Linked DNA regions of Mus musculus: region 2 is linked to region 1. Evidence: chromatin contacts called from ENCODE Hi-C data. All regions are on one chromosome and are shown on one strand. The core of a region is the stretch at or near the end of the contact, and the rest is flanking DNA. Distances in the headings are between cores, read along the strand shown.

Region 1 (5,371 bases), core at 1,705-4,204:
TAAGATGCATACACCAGTACATTCACTGTGGCATTGTGACTGATGGCAAAGAACTAGTAACAAACCGAATAACTACACAATTAAAGTAGATATTAAAAGGGGAAAATTACATTGCCATTAAAAATTAGGCATATATGGGTCGGGAGGCAGCCGTCAGGTAAGCACTTGCTATGCAAGCCTAAGGACTTAATCTGATCCCCAGCTCCATGTGCTAAAGGCAGATGTGGCAGTGTGTTCTTACAGTCTTAGTGCTGATAAGATGGGGACAGGAATTTAAGCTCCTGTCTTTACACCTGAGGGATGAGAACTGAGCCTGATTTCTGATAGACATGCATACATGCATATACTCATGCAGGCACACATACACACACACTCACGCATGCATAAATCCATACATGATTTTGGAGGTGTTCTGGGAGAAAACACTTAAAAGATTCTGTATTCATGGACTTTCCGAAGCAGACAGGATATGGAGACTTGTGCTTTCTTAGGCACAGACAGGACAAGTCAGGAGTACACAGAACAAGTTAGCAACAACGGCAGCCTTCGAGGGGTTGTCTCTTTCACTTAACTATTTCCAGGGGCTGCAGTGTGGCTCAATGGTAGAGCATTTGAGGACTTGCATACATGAGACTTTAAACTGGATCCCACCCCAGGAGTAACGGGATGCAATTTACATTCTTTATTAACCATTAGTTGTCCCTTCTAAATTGTTCATTATTTTCTCCTAGGGACTACACGTAATAACTAAATGTTACTTCCTAAATGGACTATGTTCCCTGTGGCTAAACATCTCTCCATATAGTTCACTCAATTACGGGCTCAGGGGTTCTCACACAAGTCCAGGGGCTATCAGTGCTATGCTAATGATCAGCACCCCAACATACTGATCTTGGGTCTGCACACTTTAGAATGCTCCCCTAAGAAGCAAGCTGTGCTCTCAGCAGCTTGCTGCATTCTCATTTGCTGTGAGCAGCTGTCTTCACAGACAAAGAGATTCACCCTGGCTAGGCACCCCCTAAACATCCTGGCTTCTATCTGATATTCCCCTCTTATCTTGTTTACCTCTGTGGAAGAGAAACTCCTGCAGATAAGAAAGTTGTCAGGTTGTATCAGTTTCCTTCCCTCTCCACACCCCTCTGCAGGTGCACGGAACTGGACCACTCCACGGGACCAGAAGTTTCCATGTCCCAAGAATCATTTCCCCATGTACACCTGTAGCTGGCCCAGCCTTGTCTTTTACAATTCCCAGTGGAACCATCTGGACTGAGCTAAACAAGGAACTACAGCATACGCAGAAAACATGAGAACACTAGAAAGAGCAGTCATGTTTTTTTAAGAGAAGTCACTTCTACATTATTTGAAAGAAAAAAATCAGAACATCACTACAAGCTACTTAGTTCTTCCGGTAACGATTTCTGCCCATCCAGAGAACCACGAGAGAACAAACACATTTCAGGATATCCACCCAGGAAACCCAAACCACACAACATCCTTCATCTTCCACTCTAGGATTTCACCCTAGGAGGCATGCAGGTGACTCAAGCCACGATGATACAATGAGCTATCTATCAGGCTTGAAGATAGGGAGCAAACAACTGTAAACTTTATATTCCAGAAAAGGGGCGGAGGCAGTAAATCTGTATGTTAAAAATGAACTGTGTGCGTGTGGCGGGGTGGGGTGGGAGGGGGAGCCAACTTATTTGACTGACTTTCAGTCAAGAACAAGCAGTACAGTTTTGAAGGCGGCGCAATACAAGTAAGTTAACCCCCCTCATCACAAAGGAAAGCGATTCGGTCAGGGTGAAATATGCTCTTGGAGAGTTTAAGCTCCCACCCTCACAGCTGTTAATTGCCAGTGCAGTAAACTGGAAACCAAACACTAGAGCACTAGAGCAGCCACAACTGAACTTCCATGTTTGGGGTGGGGAAAGCTACACAGAGGTACTAGGCACTAGCTTGACAATCCCTTTAACAGCCCGTGTGAAAGGCTCAATTGTCCCCTCGGCAGAGCACGCTGGTGGTTTCTGCAGCTTGCTTTAAAAAATTATGTGCCTTTATTGTACTAAAGAAATTCCAAACGGGAAGCACAGCCTACTCATTGACGGTTAACAACACAATTACTTTACATGGTCTTCCCTTCCAGAGTCTAAGAAGGCACTTGAGTTTGTTCAAACTACTATGGGTTTGGCTAATGCTAAAACATCAACTTTGCTGTCAGCTGAGATTCTTTCTGACTCTGTTCAACACAAACGCCCCTGATAAAAATAAACAAGGGGAAGAGACCGGCGTGCACTCCTCAGCACCTACCTGCCTTGTTTTCTCACTGACATAAATAGACAATGCACAGAAGGGTTTAAGTCTGCAAAATACTTCCTTTCCAACTCCCAGGGTGCTGTTAAAACCCCCGCCCAGTTGACTTCTGAAAAAAAAAAATCGTTGTGGCTAGGTGTGACAAAATTTTTGAACAATACTAAATTGTTTTATGCAAAGCTCCTCCCAGAAACCTGTTCACCCACAAACGTCAACATTTCTTTCCTGAGGAAGGATGGAAGTAGACTTCAGGCCAGTCTATAAGGAAAGGTAGAGATAAGGGTTTCCTAGAGACAGGCGGAGCAAGTCAGAAAGGAGCAAGTCGGAAAGTCAGAAAGAGCAGCGGGATGCGGTGGGTCACTGACTCATTCAGAAGCAGTCACGGTCCCGGGACAGGGCGACAGGACGGGACTCTTACCAATGTGGAGCTCTCTGCCTCCACGTCTGCCTGAGCTGCATCCTTGTACTGCAGGGGGGACTCGATGACCAACTCCTTCTTGTCACTTCTACCGCTCGTCCTGTACTTCTCAGCCTGCATTCTCCACACAGACCACTGTCAGAAAGCCTGCAGCAGGGACAGCTGAGAGTCCCCCACCAGCCGCACCGCTGGCCAGAGAAAGGAAAGGAAGCCTGAAGCCTGTTTCCCAGGCACTGGAAGTGCAGAGCCTGAGGGGTGGGGAAGGCATGACCGAGAAGGCCAGCCTCTAGGGGTGTTACTACAGCTAGGAGAATGGGAGGCTCCTGCTCGCTGGCCAAAGAAAAACAACCCCCAAACAGAACAATACACAGTGTACTGCCTCTGCAATGAAAGACCAGCCTCATTGTGTCTGTTCCACACAGCGTGGGCCAAATCAATGTGAATCCAAATAGTGCAGCATTGAGAAGGAAGCCTGCCGATCCCAGCGAGGCTCCCTCATAAGGACTTCCGATCTGAAGCCCCCAGCTAGGTCGCCTGGCTGGTCTAAAAGTTGCAGTTTCAAAACGCTTTCATTTGTGTTATGGCTAAGCACCAAGAACTTGGCTCCTGATCAAAGCAGGACCAAACGAGCAAGCAAGGGTGTTCCCAGGAGGTACAGTTCAAGAAATCATTTCTCCTTGCAGGACAGACAGCAGCAGACAAACTCATGTATCTGTTTTATGCCAGGGAGATGATACCGTAATGCTGAATAAATTAATAATGCAGCCAAAGCATTTACCATGGACATTTTCTTTGCACACAACAACGTGTGTGTGCCAGGATGTAGTGTGCCCAGTGTTAAAGGATGGAGAAGGTCAGAGTGGAAACGTAAAGCAGAAAGTCTCTTCCCTCAAGAATAGGAAAAAGATGGGAAGTCCAAAGATATCCTGAAGAAGAGAGATACACAGATGTTCTTGCAGAAGTCTGCTATCAGGAGTTACAGAGCCAAAGTTTGGAGCTGAGATGAAAGGATGGACCATGTAGAGACTGCCATATCCAGGGATCCACCCCATAATCAGCATCCAAACGCTGACACCATTGCATACACTAGCAAGATTTTATTGAAAGGACCCAGATGTAGCTGTCTCTTGTGAGACTAGGCCGGGGCCTAGCAAACACAGAAGTGGATGCTCACAGTCAGCTATTGGATGGGTCACACGGCCCCCAATGGAGGAGCTAGAGAAAGTAGCCAAGGAGCTAAAGGGATCTGCAACCCTATAGGTGGAACAACATTATGAACTAACCAGTACCCCGGAGCTCTTGACTCTAGCTGCATATATATCAAAAGATGGCCTAGTCGGCCATCACTGGAAAGAGAGGCCCATTGGACTTGCAAACTTTATATGCCCCAGTACAGGGGAACACCAGGGCCAAAAAGGGGGAGTGGGTGGGCAGGGGAGTGGGGGTGGGTGGATATGGGGGACTTTTGGTATAGCATTGGAAATGTAAATGAGTTAAATACCTAATAAAAAATGGAAAAAAAAAAAAAAAGAAGTCTGCTATCTTTTTTGTTTCCTCATATTCCCTGAAGGAGTAACTTTTTAAGAGATCAACTAGCAAAAATCAAAACACAAGCATCGGAGAGGTTCGCTACAAGGATGCACGAAGGGGTTTGCTACAAAGATGCACGAAGGGGTTTGCTACAAAGATGCACAGAAAGCATGTACTACAGGTGGGTTAAATGTAAAGATGCCCTTCGGGTGGAACCCCTCCCATTTAGTGCCTGTTCACTTCTTTGAAATCAAGACCTGTCTAGTAACAGATACAAATATTATAATAGTCAGTAAATAGCATCCACAGTCTCAATGTACAAAATAGTCTAGGACCAGAAGCCAGCAGAAGAAATGCAGTCCAAACCCACCCAGCCCCACCATCACTCTGCAGGCACCAGGATGATGGAGACTGCCAGAGCTCAGTAGGACTCAAGTGGAAACTGAGAGGCCACACAGTGCCTAACTGCCCTCCCTCTTTCCCTTCAGCACCTGCCACTGTCATTTAAACACCAGAAATCCTTCTGACTATGATCACCACTGTGTAGTAAATAAATTACTGAGTCCATTTAAAAAATAGTTAACTTGCTGGGTGTGGCTGTTCACACCTATAATTCCAAAACTCGGGGATAACTAAGGCAGGAGGATTGCCACCAGTTCAAGGCCTGCCTAGAACTAAAAGTAAGCTCCTGTATCAAGAAAAAAAAATCAAAACCTAGCTTTTATAATAAATACACTTTTAAAGAGTTGGGTACATAGCTCTGTTGGTAGTGTTTGCCTGGCATGCACAAAGCCCTGCGTTCAATCCTTAGCATCACATAAATCAGAAATTGGGATCCATGCCTGTAATCATAGCATTCTGGAGGTAGAGACTGAAGGGTCAGAACTTCAAGATCTTTCTATCGTTAAAACACATATGAAGTTCAAGGCCCACCCACCATGACCCCTTCCCCGAAAGACTAAAGAAAAGAAAGAATAAACTATCCAAGATTTAGAAACTGGGTAGGTTATGGTGGTGACCACTCATTTACTCTCTTCACTCAGGACACAGAGGCAGGCTTCGGAACTCCGAGTTTGAGGCCTGTCTACTCTACATAGTAAGTTCCAGGAC
Region 2 (5,371 bases), core at 937-3,436, 36 kb after region 1:
CTGCCTCATCTTTTTCTGAAATAAATAAGCCCCTCCCCGTCTTCCTCTACAGTTGATAGATCCCGCCCCCTCCTCCTCTGCAGACAGGTCATATCCCTCCTCCTCTGTAGTTGATAGGTCCAGCCCCTCCTCCTCTGTAGTAAACAGGTCCCGCCCCCTCCTCCTCTGTAGTAAGCAGGTCCCGCCCTTTCCTCCTCTGCAGCAGACAGGTCCTGCCCCCTCTTTCTCTGCTGAATGAAGGCTGCATGGCCAAGCAGTTGCAACTACACAGCAGAGTACCCACAGCTAAGATGCAGGGGGAAACTCAGACTGAGAGCCAACTGCGCCTCGAAAACATCAGCCCAACTCACTGCAGTGATCTAAACAGAGAGTTGAATCCACTGAGCATCATGAGGAAAGGCACTGAAGGAACACGGAAAACAAACTATCCACAGCCAAGGTCCTGCAGCGAGCGCTGGAACCTTGCAGGCAGTGCTGAGGCGTTGGTGGGTGCCCCAACACCGGAAAGCCACGAGGCTCCTCCCACCAGATGCAGCAAGGCAGGCAGAGGGTATTACTGAAGAACAATTACAACAAAGCCCAGCTTTTACTCTTCCCAAATGCCTCAAGCTCTTTAACACACCACCATTTTGCATTTACACCTTCTGCCTGCCCCCTAGTTCAATGCACCCCATCCCAAAGATATATACAGACACAAAAGAGAAGGGTGTCATCTATTCTGTGCTCTTCGAACAGTATCCAATGTCAAATGGCTGTTAATTAGCATACAAGTCAAAAGACCTTCACAGTCAATGGTTTTTGTAAGAACTAGAAAGGACCAAGTCTGAAGGAAGTTAAGTACTCAGAAAAATCTTGATGCTATGAAAGGCTAAATTCTATACTAGTTTAACCATGAAAAAAACTTCAATTTTAAGGTAGTAGGGACAAAAACTAAAATATTAAATTTACAATGAGCAAAATAAAGAGTTGCATTATCCCAGTATGATAATGGGATATAAATAACATGATAATAAATGATATACATAATGAAAGAAACTCAAGGGTCTGGAGAGACGGCTCAGTCAACAAAGGCCCTTCAAGTAGGACCTGAGTTCAATCCCTAAGAACCACATAAAAATGGCAGGTGCACTTGTAATTAGCACTGAGGGGTTAGAGACAGGCTCGCTGGCCAGTCTGGCCTTAGCAGTGAGCTCTGGGCCAAGGAGAGAACCTGTCTCAAATGAAGTGTACAGTGTTCCTGAGAATGGCACCAAAGATTTCCTCTAGCCTCCATGTGTGCAGCAGAAGTACATGTACACACAGGTACACACACGCACGTGTTCACGCGAGCGTGCACACACACACACACACACACACACCAAGAAAAATTGAAGACTAGTCGTTTTTTTTTTCTTCCTTTGTGCCCTTACTCCCGGTATGCAGCAGCAATCCGGTTCTAACTGACCAGCCTCTCTTTCCCTCAGCTATGATCAGCAGAAACACAATATATCACACACAGCAACACAAGAGGTGTTTACTTCTCCCACAACTACAGAAAGGAAGTCAAACTTGACAGTGCTGGCCTTGAGCAGAATGGGACTTTCTCAGAGGAAGAAAGTGGAACTGGCAATGTCTGCTTCAGCTTACGAGCTTTCCCTGCAGTGGAAGGTTTAGATGGACTGGCCTCCTGCCAGACAACCTATGTGCCACCCTCACATCAGCTACAGCAGCCTGGATGTGAGCATCTCCAGGGCTGCCGCTTGTCCAGCAAGAACAAGCAATCAGGACAAACTCCCAATGCACTGAGCTAATACGTCCAATTACTCTGTAAAGCAAAAATCCCGAGGAAAAATCTATACTCAAGAATGAGATCCCAACTCAATCTTCCACATCAATTGTGCTAGAACTGGCAGTCAACATTTAAATGGGAAGACTAGGGAAAGGTCTTAGATGGAAGCAGAGGAACCCGGAAGCAGTGTCATACCCAGAACACACTCGCACACCCGCACTCGTACGCACATGCACGCACGCGTGCACGTGTGTGCACGCACACACATACACACACACACGAATACACATACAATGGCATGCACTTGTAGTTCCAGAGCTGGCAGTTAGAGACAGACATATTCCTGAGAGTTGCCAGCTAGCCTTAGGTACTCTGCAAATTCCAGGCTGGTGTGAGACACTCTCATAAAACAAACCATAACATAGATGGAGCCTAAGAAAAGCATCCAAAGGCTGTGCTCTGGTCTCCACACATATATACAGGTACTCCAGGACACACATGTACAACCACACAGATAGATAGACAGACAGACAGACTGACTTGAACTTCAATCATTCTACACTTACCAGATAGGTTCGTTTTCCAGGGTAAATGGAGAGGATCCCTCGTCGTTTAAATATAAACAGAACCTTCCTGTAGACACTTTACATTCCCCAACCTTACAAAGCTGGAGACTGCACTCAAACATCTGCGCTTGACTTGCTTCTCTTGATGATCACAGGGAGGCCCCTCTTCACCATATAGCTCTCTGCTTGCTGATTTACATACTGCCTTATTCCAAAAGTGACTCACACACATAAGATCAAAATAAGCAGATGGGACCAGGCGTACTGTCACAAATGACAACCATGAAACAAGAAGCAAGACTTAATCGGTTAAAAGTCCTTCCGGTACTTGTACCTGTCAGAGTAGAGAGGGTCTCTCAGAAGTCTGAAACCCTATCAACTTCAAAAAAGTAGCCAGGTGTGGTGGTGCACACCTTTAATTCCAGATCTCAGGAGGTAGAGGCAAGTGGATCTCTGTGAATTTGAGCCCAGCCTGGTCTACACTAAGAATTTCAGGTTAACCAAAGCTCCATAATGAGACCCTGTCTTAAGAAAGAAAGAAAGAAAGAAAGAAAGAAAGAAAGAAAGAAAGAAAGAAAGAAAGAAAGAAAGAAAGGAAGGAAGGAAGGAAGGAAGGAAGGAAGGAAGGAAAGAAAGAAAGAAAGAAAGAAAGAAAGAAAGAAAGAAAGAAAGAAGAGGAGAGGGGAGGGGAGGGGAGGGGAGGGGAGGAGAGGAGAGAAAAGGCAAGGCAAGGCAAGGCGAGGCAAGGAAATCAAAGCAAGTTTGGAATGGTGGCACATGCCTTTAAAACAGCACTTAGGAAGCAAGTGAAATTTGAATCATACCAAGTTCCAGGCCAGCCTAAGAGACCCTATCTCAAACCACCCTCCACCCCCACATAAACACACTTATGCAGTTGTTACTCAGGAAAACACAATCATTAGGAATATGGTGAGAAGAGATTTCTCTCCAGGCTTGTCATAAAGAAGATAAAAACAAAAAACAAAAAAAAAACAGAAAAACAACAGCAACTATGCAACTGCTTACAATTGGCACAACGGGGCCCACCCTGAGAGCCTCGGACAAGTCAGTCACTTACTACCCTGCGATAAGTACCATTTTATCTGAATTCAGAAGATAAAGAGCAGATGAGAACGAGGAGCAGACAGATGACGCCCGCAGTCACACATCGAGGAAGTAATGGATGTAGGTTTTCAACCCTGAAGGCTGGCTTCAGAATCGCACTCTTTAAAGAAATAACAGTTCATTAATATGTATGTACGTATGTGTGTTTGTGGACAAGAATGCGCATGTGGATGTGGGTATTAAAGGAGGCAGAAGAAAGTCTCAGAGCCCCTCAGGTGGGTGAGACCCAGAGTCCAGTCCTCTGCAAGAGCAGCGAGTGCTCTTAAGCACTGAGCCACCTCCCCAGAATCACACTTATGTACCTCACTGCCTCTCACTGTCCCCACCCAAGCCAGCCTCACGCCCCCCCCCCCCATCATCCATTCTTACAGTGAGTGTCACTTCTCAGGAAGCTAGCTACCCATGGTGTGCTTCAGTATAGAACAGGAGAAAAATCGCAAAACTGGTCCAGAAGAAACTTCGCTGAGACCAAAACGTGGCTGTGAGGGTATCCATCTGGCTCTGGCTGGTGAGCAGATCCTGGAGATTTCTAGTCTCTACAGATAGGGGGCGCTCATGTTTCAGCCTATCCCACCATGAACAAACACAGTCCCTCCTACAGGGTTTGGTATGCACTGAGTGGTTAGAGACTATAAAGCAGTAGTCTTCACCTTCTTAAGGCTGTGACCCTTTAATACAGTTGCTCATGTGGCGGTGACCCCCAACCAAAAACCACTTTTCGTTGCGACTTCACTACTGTAATTTTGCTGTTATGAATACAAGGATCTGTATTGTTGTAATACAAGGATCTGTGTGTCTGCCGATGGTCTTGGTGACCCTATGAAGGGGTTGTTGGATCCCCTCCCAGGTGTCAAGACCCACAGGTTGGAAACTGCAGCTGGAAGGGTGGATGCAGTTCAGTTGTTACCTGCTGACACTTCTGGCAAAGTCACACGTTGGAGGCATCACCAGGGCTACAGATAAGACAGACACCTTCCCAAACAAAGCTGGGGGCCCTAGCAAGGACCCTCATGTATCTGAAGATCAGGTCAGTGTGTTTTTGCATGGAGATGACCCAAGGTGACAGTGGGTAGGTCTTGCTGGGATGCTCTGGAGTAATACTGGGCATCTGTAGGTGCCTCACTTGAGAAGGGCTACCTGAACAAAGACCTGGGAGAGCCCAGGCAAGAGCCATACAAAGGCAAGATGGCGATGTCCCAGGAAGCCTTGATGGCCAGAGTGAAGTGAATACTAAGGAGGATCAAGGGAAAAGCAAGCAGATGGAGAGGAGGAAGTGTGGGGTGGGTGATCCCATTGTGGAGACAGACCTCTATATGGATTCTGCAGCAGAGGAGGAACGTGGCCTGACTTTCATTCCCAAAGACAAACTCTGCCTGATGTGCACAAAGAGGATCAGGGAGCACACACAGAATCCAGAAGTCCAGTTGGGTCTTTCCACCTAGCGGCATCTTGGTGGGCAGCAGTGGCCCACGAGGTACATAGGAACAGCGTGTCAGAAACCCAGGCCTGACAAAGGTCTGACAAAGCCAGAAGCGGGTCACTATTGTCTGGTGCCATCAAAAAAAGAAAAGCACAGGGGTGGGGTGGTCATCAAGTCAGGTTAACCAAAGACAAGTCGGTCTGGCTAGAAGGAGCAAAAGCCTACAGCATAGGTTGGGAACACCATTGCGCGGGATGGGAGCATCATTGCACAGGGTGGGAGCACTATTGCATAGGGTGGGAGCACTATTGCACAGGGTGGGAATACTGCCCTGACTAGCCCAACTCAGGTAGGTCCTAAGCTTGGCTGGCTATGGGTAGGTGATAGAAAAGCACACAGTAATGGGCTCTAGTCCTTCTACTCTCTGACAGCAGTTATTCTCCAAAGGATATTTCAAAATATGGCAGAGCTTAAAATATTCAACAGTTAATA

The links. A loop is a pair of places that touch in the nucleus more often than their neighbours do.
Region 2: a loop to region 1 is called in a map of adrenal gland, with 2.5 times the contacts of the local background. The contact joins the enhancer-like site here to the promoter of Dock9 in region 1. A Hi-C loop is called at or near these places in 1 of 37 maps with a recorded cell type or tissue (adrenal gland).

What each region holds. Positions count from the first base shown.
Region 1 is chr14:121,695,463-121,700,833 of GRCm38, forward strand. It overlaps Dock9 (dedicator of cytokinesis 9), which reads right to left and starts at 2,955. Exons shown (of 54, transcript NM_001081039.1): 1 at 2,732-2,955. The coding sequence starts at 2,851.
Region 2 is chr14:121,731,878-121,737,248 of GRCm38, forward strand. It overlaps a transcript of Dock9 not described here. Among named protein-coding and RNA genes, the nearest start is that of Dock9, 36 kb to the left of the region's middle. Within about 2 kb of position 2,187, at least 1 of the 3 ENCODE cell types and tissues checked has a DNase peak (open chromatin) inside an H3K27ac peak, as active enhancers do.